Regions from separate parts of the Homo sapiens genome. Here region 2 is linked to region 1. Evidence: chromatin contacts called from ENCODE Hi-C data. All regions are on one chromosome and are shown on one strand. Each heading gives the region's core, a stretch centred on a gene start or an enhancer-like site at or near the end of the contact. The rest is flanking DNA. Distances are from core to core; before and after follow the strand shown.

Region 1 (6,737 bases), core at 2,350-4,849:
TCACTATTGGATTGAAGGCAGCTAGATTCTTCTGAGGACAACATAGCCTCTCATCTCTAGTTCTCTTTCTTTCTCTTTATCTCCCTCTCTCTGCCTCATCTCTCCTTTCTTCTCTCTGCTGTCATCTTTCATTTCTCTCCACAATTAATTCCCTTTGCTTTTTTCTGCTTTGCCATCACAGGACCAAATATGACTGCCACAAATATGGCTTCACATCACCTCTGATTTCAAAAGAGAGCCTGACTGAACAAGGTGAAACTGGATGCCAAATTTCTAGGAGAAAGAACGTGTGGACCCTCCTTGGGAGGAAAGCTTTGCCTCTGATCCAAATACTAGTAGGTGGGGTTAGGGTCATATGACCCTCCACCCAACTTGCTGAGGCATTCTTGGCCAACTAAGGAGGCAGCATGGGCTTCCAAAATAGGGGCAACGGTTTGGGGCAGAGATGGTTGGGTTCCTCGGGTCCAGTGTTGTCAGGCGTAGGTGTACAGATAAGATGTGGTACTCAAGAGCTCCTAGAGTAAAGGCTAGGATAACATGAGACAGAGTAATTGAAATATAGTTGGACAAATGTATTAATACGGGAATTCTCATTCTCATGCCTTAATACTTAAACCAATTTAAGAGTACAAGGTCATTGCCTTCACAATTGACTTTATTCCTTCTCCATCTTTGACAGATGCATTTCTGAGGAAATAGGAGAATGACAGAAAGAAAGCAGGTCAATTAGAGGCTGGTGGGGAAAAAAAAAACAGAAGTTGAATGGAATACATAACATAGACTGGGGGTGGGGGAGAGAGTGAGAGATGGGGAAACAGAGGAATAACGTAAGGGAAGAAAAGACCTCAGGTCAGTGTAGGTCTAAAGAGAAAATACATGTGTTGGTGGATGCTATTAATTGAATTGTCTTAAAAAATCTGAACTTCCTAATGAAGGATTGGATTGTTTTTGATGAACTGTGCTATAATTGATGCTAAACTCTCTGGATCTAGGATTCACAAAATAAGGATCTGACAAAAGGAAATTGCTATGGCTATCTTCAAATTTAAAGAAGAAATATTTGTCTTAGGAAAAGTTAAATACTTCAAGGAATTGGTGGACTTTTATTTAAGCTTTGGTGTTCAGGGATGTGGATTCTAGAACTAGTTATGTTAGAGATGGCAAAAAGAAGTTGTGGGATGGGGTAGTATTGAATCCCTTCCACATCCAAAGTGCTAAATAGACTTTGGATGCAGTTAATTTTCCCCCAGTTCTGAGATCCTTAAGCTCATTTTTGGACAAGGAACTGAAGCTTGTTTTAATGTTATGTCCCCCAGCTCAAAAGTGGCCAGGTGTTAACTGAAATCCTCCTAATTCCAAGAGCCATGGTTATTCCAGTTTACCAGCCTTTCTCTCTGATATAAGATAAAAACAAATTTGTTTATTGTGTTATGTTTATTTTTAAGATATAATTAGTCAAAATTTGGTCTACTTCTTACATAGTTGATATTGTAACAAAGCGATGAGTCAGGGACTCTGATTGATATTCAGAAAGGTTCAATGTCATGGCTCATGACTGAAACCATAGTATAGAACTTTACAGTGTCCACATATTCTTAGCTCTTGACTTCCATCCTTGAAACAGAAAGGCCCTATTTTAAGTTATATAAACATAAAATTTTCCCTATACTATGTTTGGGAATGAATGTTCTTTTGTAAGGTTAAAGACCTTTGTAGAGTGTCAGAATGGAAAATTTGACATATGTTAGGGCATTCATGAGTTCCCCTTTCTGAAATAAAACCAACAACTTTTACAATAAGGCTAAGGTTCTTTCAGGGACATTTTGGAGAGTTTCCAAGAAAAATCCAAAGAACTGATCAAAAACCTGTAGAGAAGAATTAACCAAAGAGAATTTTTTAAAAGCATGACGTTTTTAGAAAAGAGGTTGAAACTCTGAGCTACCGAGTGACTGTCTAGGTCACATCCTTGTCCCAGCTGGTGACCTTAGACAAGAGACAAGCACTTTCAGTTTCCATGTCCTCATCTGTAACATAGAATAATACTATTATTATCACATAATGTTGCAGTGAGGTTTGAAATAATTAAAATATGAAAAGTACTTATACCATATCCTGGCATGTAGTAAGAGCTCTGTAATTGTGTTTATTGTCGTCATTCTCCTCTATTGCTTTTTTCCACCCCACATCTCCACTTTTTTTCTTTAAAGAGATTCTCAGGAAACTTGAGGCTATGTGATAGGGATCTGGAGAGGTGGAGATCCAGTCTGCTACCAAGCGTTTGAAGAAGTAGCTGAGAAAAGCATAGGGCAATGGTGGGAGATGTAATAAGGCCAAAACAGATGTAGTGAGCTTCCTGAAAATTGGGATCAGGAAGGAGAAAGGAACAATGAAAGGGAGGGAGAGAGGAAGAAGGGCAAGGAGGCAGAAAGAGATATCCTGGATAAACAATAGTGAAGAATGGTACATTCCTTGAGAGGCTACATGCTGAGTGGCTATATCACCCTAATGTATCATGATCATAATATATAAGCAAAACAGATTTTTTTTTAACCTCACTATGTTTTAGGGGAAAAAAACACAAGTAAAGCATCAAAACTATAGTTTAATAGATAACATTGCTTAGATTGAGGCACAACTATTTTACACTAAAAACTTTTTAAAAATACATAATTTGATCATAGTGCAGAAGATGTTTAAACGACCCAAGTTTGCAGAACATAGATGGAGTAGTTAAGAAAACATCGGCCGGGCACAGTGGCTCATGCCTGTAATCCAGCACTTTGGGAGGCCGAGGCAGGCGGATCACTTGAGGTCAGAAGTTCTAGACCAGCCTGGCCAACATGGTGAAACCCTGTCTCTACTAAAAATACAAAAATTATCTGGGCATGGTGGCACATGCCTGTAATCCCAGCTGCTGGGGAGGCTGAGGCAGGAGAATCACTTGAACCTGGGAGGCAGAGGTTGCAGTGAGCTGAGATCACACCACTGTACTCCAGTCTGGGCGAAGAAGCAAGGCTCTGTTTCAAAAAAATAAATAAAAAGAAAAGAAAGAAAAAGAAAGAAAAGAGAACATTTCGGCCATCTGCCATCTGACAGTCTTAGGTTTGAACCCCTACATGAACCCTTGCTTGCTGGGTAAATCTATTTAAGTTACACCATTTCATAAAATCTCAGCGATCTCCTGCATAAAACGATTATATAAAATAAGCTAATATATTTAAATTGTGTATAATTATATAGTAGGTAGTTGCAAAGATTGAGATCTGGCATGTAAAGTATATGGAAAGTTCTCAGTGTCCTGCTGTCATTTCACAGCAGAATCCTCCTGCTCCTGGGGAGACCTGAGTCAAGGTTGCCTTCACCAAATCATTTTAAAGCAATTTCAAGGCTTTCAGTCTGCAAAAGCAGCATTTTCCTTGGGGTCAGAGTTGCTTGGAGAAAACTTTCCAGGGCTGCATGAAACCCAGCCCTGGCTGGGTATTAGAGGCATCTCCTGCTCTGCACAGCCAAACCAGGTCAGGCCACCTACATGGCCTGGCATCCCTGTGTGGCGAGCATAATCCATTAGCTTCCTGACACCGGCAATGGGCCTCTGGGATCCTGTGTGACTCACTCCCCACTGCAGTTTCATCATAACTTGTAGAAGCTTGAATTTCAACACCTGCTTGACTCACAAATGAGCAGGAGCTGCTGCTTTTGCCCTCAGCTAGAAGTATAGCTAGAGAACAACTTTTGGAGATTCCTTGTATCTGACCCTTTAGGGTAGGCTTGCAGAAGCCCTAACTTGAAGTAAGGATAATAATATTGACTTGTTTGCCCAAAGCCTCCATAAGTCTAGAGTTCACAAGAAAATATTTGCTTTCTCATTTCCTACTCTTCTGCTGAAATAATCAAAAGAAAAAGGTCACTGTGGTCTTGGACACTGTGTCCTTTCATCACTGTTAACATTGCAATTAAGGATACCTTGATTTGAAAAAAAATATTTTATCGATTGATTGACTGATTGAGACAGAGTCTCACTCTGTCACCCAAGCTATGTTGCAGTGGTGCAATCTTGTCTCACTGCAACCCCTGCTTCTAGGTTCAAGCAATTCTCCTGCCTCAGCCTCCCGAGTAGCTGGGACTACAGGTGCATGCCACCATGCCCAGCAAATTTTTGTATTTTTAGTACAGACAGGCTTTCACCATGTTGGCCACACTGGTCTCAAACTCCTGACTTCGGGTGACCTGCCTGCCTTGGCCTCCCAAAGTGCTGGCATTACAGGCGTGAGCCATCACTCCTGGCAAAAGAAAAAGGAAAAAAAAATATTACATTTCACATTTCATAAACAACACATTTTCTCCAATTATACAATGTAATATACCATAAACAATTGTGGCATTAAATCCTATGAGTGTCAGATATACAAAATTAATGATATTTATGGAACACATGAATAAAGAATGACACTATTCTATTTTTATAAAAAAATAAATTTACATATTAGATGCTATGTGAAAGAGCTGTATAATCATCATAAAATTAAATAATTATGTTATCTCCAGCTTACACACATGCAAATGGAAGATCTGAATCTGTTTAATTCCAAAGACCTGCTTTTTCTACTGTGACATCAAAATAGCCATTATCAAAATACTAGTAATTTGGTGGTCTTATTAAGTGATATACATGCCAGGAAAGTTAAAAAAAAAAATTGAGATTTGACTGTTTGCAGGCATCGCTGGATTCTCATTATTCTTAATCTTTTAAGAATGTCATGGAATGAAAAAGTGGGAAAGGACCCAGGTATCATTTAGTCCAATGATTATGATTCAGCTGTCCTGGGTGTTGTCCAGAAACTGACTTGTTTTTTTTTTTTGTTTTATTGTTGTTGTTTTTAACTTTGCCAATTGATGTTTGACCAAATTTAAGGCCATAAACAGGCCTCAGAGCAACAGTCTCAAAGCTGTTCTCTAATCATCATCGTCATCATCAGCAGCCGCAGCAGCTAGAAACTTGTTAGAAATGCAACTTTCTTGGGATTCACCCCAGAATGCTTGAACTAGTAATTCCAGGAGTGTTGCCAACAACCTGTGTTTTCTCAAGCACCATACATTATTCTTAAGCATGCTCAAATTTGAGAATCACTGCCAGAGAGTATAAGGAACAATAGGAATATAAGAGGAGAAGAAGTGGAGGTGACGCTCATTGATCTTCTCTAGAATGCCCTGGTGACAACAAGGCAACAGAAGACACACATCTTGCTTCCTCTTTCTCCTCTAAAGTCAGTAGAAAACAATCCTGTAAGTGTCTACTTCCCTATCCAGGGATCTACTCCCTCCCTCTTCCCAGTGTTACAGAGATTTTAACTGTATATATACTTGAAGAAGAGGTTTTAGATTAAAAATGCCTATTTTCAAATAATTAAACCAGATTTTTAATGTTCCCAGCACAAAAAAAAATGATAAATGTTTGAGTCGATGGATGTGCTAATTGAGTTGATAGCTATGCCTTGATTTGATCATTATACCATTATACAATGTATACATGCATTGAAATATACTATACCTCATAAATATGTACAACTTTGGGGCATCAATTAACACTACTAATAAAGCAAAAAAAAAAAAAGATGCTTAGCTACTCCTGTTTTTTATCTGGCTCATAAAGCCAGTGATGGAAGGAAAAAGACAAAGTGTTCATGGTGTGGTTCTGGAAAGATTTTGGACTGACTTGGATTTGAGTCTTGGCTCAGCCACTTAGTGTAGTAACCTAGGCAAGCTGTCCGACCTCTCTGAGCCTTGTTAGATAGGGACACTGTGATCTGCCTGACAGCTACAGTACCTTGGTGTCTTTTTCAAGGATGGGTATTTCTCATTGTACCATGAGGAATGGGCCAGGGAAATTTACCTCATGGCTTCTGCTTCATTTCAACATCCACATGGTAATTATGAGACAGCCTCAAACTCAGTGATCTGAAGTCCATCCTGAGCTTCCGTAGAACTTCTATGGACTTTGCCCTTATGTCAAACAGTACCCACCAACACAGACTTATACATTCTTTTACTTAAAGTGCTTGAAGCATGCTCAAATCAATGCAGGTAAAAGATTAACTAAAAAAAAAAAAAAAAAAAAAACTCTTGGGTCTAACTCTACTCATCCCTTGTGACACCCAAGATGGGTGGAGGAGGAGGATCATACACCATATCTTAGGTTTCTGAAGTTTATCCATATGGACCATCCTCCATCCTCTAATGCCCTATAGTTCTCTAATCTTCTCCTGCCTCTTCTTTCATCTACTCTTATTTAAGAACACTTTTCTTCTTCCCCAGAGAAACTCAACTTCTCATGAACTGAGAAAGGACTCCTGGCCATTTTGTAATCTTTGAATCAGGTAAATCCTATCATGTCCAGCCTGAACACCATGCTAATGGAGTGCAGACTCTGCCCAGACTTCTAGGGCTTTGTAGAGTGTGGTCCTGCATGGTGGAAAGAGTGCAAAAGCTACACATGCAGTCAAGTCTCTGCCCATTCATGGTTGTGGTCAGATTCTTCCTGAAATTTTGAGGAAGAGACTGATCTAGACAGAGTCAACATTTCTTTGCTCAGAAGACAATACAGTCTATTTCCAAATAAGAAAAGTATGTTCCTGGTATTAATGTGATTTTGACCACTCCCCCCTCTTAACTCTGATATTATTGAGTTACTCTGGCTGTGTCCCAGACCCCTGGGGGGAATTTTCAATAGTACCAGTGTG
Region 2 (6,737 bases), core at 1,353-3,852, 320 kb before region 1:
TCAGCTCTTTACGTGTGTAATTGAAAATCAACATTGTTTCTCATATTATTGAAAAAAAGTTTTAATATGCACCATTATAGCAACTATCATGAGTCATAATCTTAGAAAAGTGTGTCTCTTGTAGCCCAAATGAGAGACAAGAGTTCTCTTTGCACTCCTTTGGGACTTTTCCATGCAATTTATACATGCAAACTTTTGATGACTGAAACTACCTTGACTCAAAAGGGACTTAAATACTTAAAAATACATTTTACCAAAGACTATTCCCCTTTTTATGTAAAGCACTATAGCAAAGATAAATTTGTATAACTAACATTAATTAATTAATTAAATGACCTACTTTCATAGTAAAACCAAATATTATGGAATAAATTGCTAAACAGGAATTTGAAAATATTTATGTCTATGTATGTGTACATATGCATGTATGTTAAATTATATTCACCTAAACCATCTATCACTGGGACTAATAATCCTTACCCAGCAACATGAGATGATGGCAAAAGTACAAAGGGCAGACTACTATGTTCATGGAAACTTTTTGCTGGGATGTTAATGTTAGGAAAGCAGGAGCCTAGGAAAGCCAGAGTGCCACCATTTTAAAATCAACTCCATCTTAAAACTGGCAAGGCACAGTCTTTGCTAGTCATGACCCATAGTCCTAAGATGTTTTTACCTAAGGAGTCAGCTTGGTAATGCCTGTAAGGACAAACTCCTATAAAAACAGAAAGCCTAGATCTCTCAATAACCATAACAATATGTGCTTTCAAGATAATTACAGTTATACTTTAATATACTTACACACTAACACGTCACAGATAGTTTTATTTAAATCAATAGAATAATACATTTTGTCATGCTGTCAGCCCACCCACATGTAGGCACAGCTTAGTTTATTCTTTACATAGGTAAGACTCCTGTGTAAGAAAAACTTCAAGCAAAGATAGTGAATTCCTCCACTTGCTTTCTGAGGACACTCTACTCAGTAATGGAATAGCTTTCAAGAAACTGTCTCTTCTTACTGTGAAGCATTCCTCTTCTTGTGTTCTGAGTATGCCCTGCTCTGTAATAGGGTAGCTTTCTACGAACCTTCTCTTCTCTCTTTGACTCACCTTGAATTCCTGTCTGCAAGAACACACTCCTGAGGTCTGCATCAAGACCCCTTTTCTGATTACATTAATATTAGCATTATTGTTATGGCAGATGCTGTCAGGGCTCTGCCTATGTTCCTATGATTCCTTTTACACTGTTTTCATGGTCAGTTCCATGTATACCTTTACTCTCAACAGCTAGCACGTGTGCTTCTTAGCAGGCAGTCTTCCCTCAGGCTATCAGTAGCTAACTTGCCTTAATACATGGAGACCTTCAAATTTCTGGGGCAGCCCTCAAACAATGAGTGATGGATATAGCCAGTTATCTTGCCATCTGTTTGGAATAATTCCAATATTTTCAGGGAGCTAGTTTACCTGCAAACCTGTGTAGAATCCATGCTGTCTCCAGAGATCACGTGTGGGGCTGAGCCAACATTTACCTCCCTGGCACATTGTTTGATATCACACTCTTGTGGGGCCTTCTTTTCTTCCCACATTCCCTATCTCTTATCATTTTAAAAAAATCGATTATTGATTTATTTGTATTCACATGGATCCTTTTCCTGATACCCACTTCTAAGGAACCAAACTTAATATACCTGGAAAAAGGTGAATGTGTTTAGGACCTGAATGGGGATTGAACTTAAGAGAGGTTGGGATAAAGGACTGGTCATGCATCGGACTTAGGAATCATTAAATAGCTACAAATGTAGTCCAGGTGAAAGTATCCCGCAAGAGATATCTAGATGGACAAAGATCATAAAATAGATAGAAATAACCATCCTGATTAAAGTGTAAGTAAATAATTCAAAATTCACAGTGGTCAAAATATTTAGAATTGATTGAGGCTAAGTTTGTGTTAGGTTCTGTATTATGCTATGGTAAGAGCTTTTATACATTCTCCCTCTCATTCAGCATATACAGCATTGAGGTAGGAACAATTATTTTTTTTCCATTTTACAGATGTGGAAACAATGGCTTAACAATGTTTAGCAACTTACCAACGTTCACATAGTTGTGGACTTGAGATTTGTGCCTATATCAGTCAGGCTCCAAACATTATATGCTTAACTACTGTACTGTAAGATCTGCTTACCAGCCGAAAGTAGTTCCTGAAGAAGAATCAAAACAGATAACTTTAGAGACATGGCTGATACGATCAAGTTGATTTGATAACAGCTTGCAGCAAACTCTGCATTTTAATACACATCTCTGTGTCTCTTGCATGTGTCTTTGAGTGCATGGAGACAGAGTAAGCAGGGTTAATATCCGTTGTTGTAGAAGTCTGTTGTGCTTTGCTCTCAGTAAGTGTTCCCCCCACCCACCCCTACTTTCCTACCTTCTAAGCCTCTGCAATGCTAAGTGCCATATTCAAGGTCACAGAGCTAATAAAAGCAAGTTTGTTTTCTGACTCTTAGCCTGAGTAGATTTCTTTCCAACAATATCAGGCTAATTTATTGTCTCATACCCAAATTCTGGGCAAAGTCAGAACTGGTTTAGAATTAGACGGCTATCCAAACATAAGTTTCCGGTGGAGTTGCCAAAACCAACCCTCTATAAACCTCAACTTTCTAAAGGAATGTTGAGAGTCAGCTTTCCTCATCATCTGCCTACCAGCCCTCTGCCCTTTGGACTCAGCTTTATTTAGAAATGCTGATTTAGAGTGCTTTGAGTAAATATTAGCTGAAAAATTATTAATAAGTACTTCTCAGGCTCAAGTGTAATAGGCCCCATAGAAGACTCAAAATTGTTTACTCAACAAATTTAAATGTGTCATAAATGAAGTAATTGCTTTCCCTGGATGCTCTGCCAGGTTGGTGGCTTCATCCGTACACTGAAGATTGAGAATATGAAGGAAAGAGGCTATAGAGCTGCGTGTGTGCTTTGTTATCTCTCAGTGCATCCACAGACAGGGAGGTATTAGCGTCAATAATTTATAGAAGGAAGTAAGGTCAGGAATATACTTTTTGAGCTCTGTTCACAGCCAGAGGATGAAAAGTAACTTGTGCACAATTGGTCATCCTAGGCAACAGCATTTCTCCATTTGTGAGATATTATTGTGACAACTCCCATTACCCCTCTGCCATTTTAATTTCCTGACATGCAAGATCATTTAAACTCCATTTCCATATGAATTTGCCCAAATGTTAACCCTTGATTACAGCTGATTTTCTTCCACTAGTGGGTTGACCATTTGCCTGTTTGCTTTCAGGTCTGCTTTTTTTTTTTTTTTTTTTCAGACTGGTGAATCTTAAGTTTTACTGTGCCCACAAGTTCTGATTCAGTAAGTCTGAGAGGGGGTCTGAGATTGCATGCATAACAGTGCTCCCAGGTGTCACCGATGCTACTGGTCTGTGCACCATGCTTAACCACGCTGAGCAGCCAGAATCCGAACCAGTTCTCAAAGCGTGGCCCCACAACCAGAAACATTGGTATTACCTGGTGGGATCATCTGCATTTCAGATGATCATTCCAGTTCATTCCAGACCCACTGCCTCAGATGATCTGTGTTTGGTGTGTGTGTGTGTGTGTGTGTGTGTGTGTGAGAGAGAGAGTTGTGTTTGAGAGAGAGTCTTGCTATGTTTCCCAGGCTGATCTTGAACTCCTGGGCTCAAGCGATTCTCCCTTCTCAGCCTCCAAAGTAGCTGGGATTACAGGCACTTGTCAGCATGCCCAGCTTATAGATCTGCTCTTTTCTTTCCCATTGCTCTGCTCTGATCCTTGCAATGTGTACTAATTTTTTTCCTTATTGATAAAACTGATTTCAGCTATTTTTCTTTTTATCAGAGTAGGAATGTGTAGTTATTCTTAACATTGGTGCCTCCCTTAAATGAGCATAGCAGAATGTCTATTCTCATAAAATGCATTATAATCTTATTTTGAGGATATTTAACCTTCATTTCTATAGACCTTTACAATGAGCTTCTATCCTTCATGTGCAAAAGTGTGACTTCTTGAGGGGTTGCCAACACGTATCAGCAAGACCTCACTTATCCAAGAAGAATCCTCAAGGATGAAGAGTTGAACCCTGAGCAGCCAAGAGAGATGTCCAAGGGCTACTCTAAGAGCCCAGGGACTCACCCATGAAGGCCCCCTTAGGCCTGAACTCAGATTCTGCTCTTCCTTTCTGTGAATGTAGATACCTGATTTCACAGCAGATAAAGAAAGAACAAATGGGAATACCAGCATCCACTGACACACAGTAATAATACTGATGGTTGATGGTGAGGAAAGTAACCGGAAGCAAAACCGAAATTGAAATATAATTATCCTAGGGTAAAATAAATTAGGGCTCTTGGTATAAGATAAAACAAAGCTGCTCATAAAAATTAACTGTAATTCAGTATCAAAATACGGACAAAGAGAAGGTCAGTAGCATATATGTTTATGTCTCTGTATGCCAGGAATCATCTTAGGCGTTAAATATACATTATTGCAAGATGGAAATACTGATAAAACTGTTAGTTAGATAGTATGCTCACGATTTTACGGTTAAGGAAAAACAGGCCCTTAACCCAAATTCCTTCACTGCTGTCACATGTCTGTGACAAGAGTAAGTGCAGAGGTGTGAAAACTTAGCCAGCCTCACTCAAAATCCCTTGGCCTAGCCATGGTCCAAGCTGTGAAGTTGTTGTTTATAGTCATGAACCTCAATTTTTTTTTAAGAAACAGTTTTTTCTAAATATGCCCATTATAAGAAAGTGATTAAGCATCTAATATATTGTAGAAAAAAATCCACTTACCATGAAGAAAAAAAAAATGCTTTGGCAAATGACTATTAAAAGCTTTATAAATCCAGGAAAGAAAAAAAAAAAAGAAAAAAGCTGATGTGAAACAGCTCAGATGCAGGCAGATCTACTGAACCTGACTGCACTTCATGAGGTTACACAATATCTATTTGTTCTTGGTGACCATTTATAAACCAAGTGGATAAACCCTGGCTTTTCTCTCCCTCTCTCTCCAGAAATATCCACATTGTCTAGGACGGCCAGACTCAGAGCAGCTTCAGACATATAAATACCAATCGCTTCCTCTGCTGGTGAATGGAATTTAATCAGACTAGCAAGCTAAACCAAAGTCACACAAAGGGTAACATTTGACGCGCTTAACAAGAAACCTTTATGCAACTGTTCCCATCAGTCAGACCTAGAATAATACGGTGCTATTTTTACTTCATCTTGGCTTTCCGCAGAAAACTTTAAAAGGCTTATGATGAGTGCCGACTGTCAATAGATGGTCTCCCACCCCGTGTCAGGACTCATTGCTGTGTCCACTAGACCTAAGAAAACATCGATACTGCTGTTCAAAACAACTCTATATTTATTTCCTTTTCTGATGAAGTAACAGCTGAGAGCACTACAGCTTACTGACCTGCTTTTCTTCTTCTCTTTATCCTCTGCTATCAAGTGAGAGCCTCCAGCCTCATCAGAAAGTGCGATGTTTATTTATTAATTCAATATTTGTTGCTCATTTATTCCACATCCATTGTAGTGTTTGGCTGTGGGGATAATAGGAACGAGATACAGACACACCTTTAAGAAGCTTGCAAAAGAGAGGGAGAGAGTAAATTTACACAAAATTCTAACAATTATCTGACTCCTCCTGATTCCTCAGTGACCAATCATTGAGCCTCTTAATGTCCTTAGAGTATCACTTTAATCTACTTATTTATTCTTATACCTTCTGGTCTGGGATGTGATCAATCCACACCTGGCCTGTGGCCATCATTCTTAACATTTTTTTTTTTTTGGTTTCTTGGTTTTATTAAAATTTTAATTGAATTATAAAATACACAATGAAAGGGCAAAAATTACAATTGTGCAACTCAACGAATCTTCATAATGTAAATTCCCATGTATACCACTTCTCCCTGGATCAAGAAATGGAACATCACCAGTATCCCGAAGCCACCTCCCCAAGGTATTCCCATTCTCCTCCTCAAAGACAACCAGTTTCTGAATTCAAACACTAAAGGCCTACATTGAAAATTTATATAAATGAAATCACGCAGTATGTATTCTTGTACATTTGGCTCGTTTGTTTAATGTCTTGTTTGTCCTAGTCCTCAATGTTGTGTGTAGCAGTAATTTGTTTATTCTTATTGCTACAAAGTATTCCATTATATGAATATGACATAATTCATTATTTAATCCACTTTGGATGAACATTTGGTTTGGTTTTAGGTTGGAGATACTACAAACAGTGTTGCTATCAATTTCAAATGTTTCAAATATCAAATGTTGCACATCTGTTTTGGTGCAAATATTCATGCATTTATGTTGGGTAATGTACCTAGGAATGGGATTAATGAGTCACCTGGTTGCCTGCATGTTCAGCTTTAATAGTACAGACAGTCAGTGTCGAGTCTTTATATGCATATTAGCAGCTCAGGAGAGATTTTAACAGGCATCCATGCTCCACAGATGATCTTTTTTACTCATTTTACAAAATGCAAATAAGATCATGCGATGCCCCTGTTTAATACCTTTTAATAGCTGCTCATCGACCTTTGGAAAATACTCAAAATCACAGATTCCTGCAGGATCTGGTCTCACATACTTTTCCAGATGAATTATGCACATCTCTGCCCCTGATGTTCTTCACTCCAACTATACTGAACTCCTCTCAGTTTCACATGTGTACTTC

The links. A loop is a pair of places that touch in the nucleus more often than their neighbours do. Pooled maps may share reads with other maps.
Region 2: a loop to region 1 is called in a map of gastrocnemius medialis, with 3 times the contacts of the local background. The contact joins two enhancer-like sites. A Hi-C loop is called at or near these places in 2 of 168 maps with a recorded cell type or tissue (endothelial cell of umbilical vein and gastrocnemius medialis) and 1 of 50 pooled maps.

Annotation. Positions count from the first base shown.
Region 1 is chr16:64,158,418-64,165,154 of GRCh38, reverse strand. No RefSeq gene overlaps it. Among named protein-coding and RNA genes, the nearest start is that of LINC02165, 430 kb to the right of the region's middle. Within about 2 kb of position 3,599, at least 3 of the 41 ENCODE cell types and tissues checked have a DNase peak (open chromatin) inside an H3K27ac peak, as active enhancers do.
Region 2 is chr16:64,474,541-64,481,277 of GRCh38, reverse strand. LOC105371310 (a long non-coding RNA gene) reads right to left here. Exons shown (of 4, transcript XR_001752234.1): 3 at 5,463-5,589; 4 at 2,066-2,203. Among named protein-coding and RNA genes, the nearest start is that of CDH11, 640 kb to the left of the region's middle. Within about 2 kb of position 2,602, at least 2 of the 41 ENCODE cell types and tissues checked have a DNase peak (open chromatin) inside an H3K27ac peak, as active enhancers do.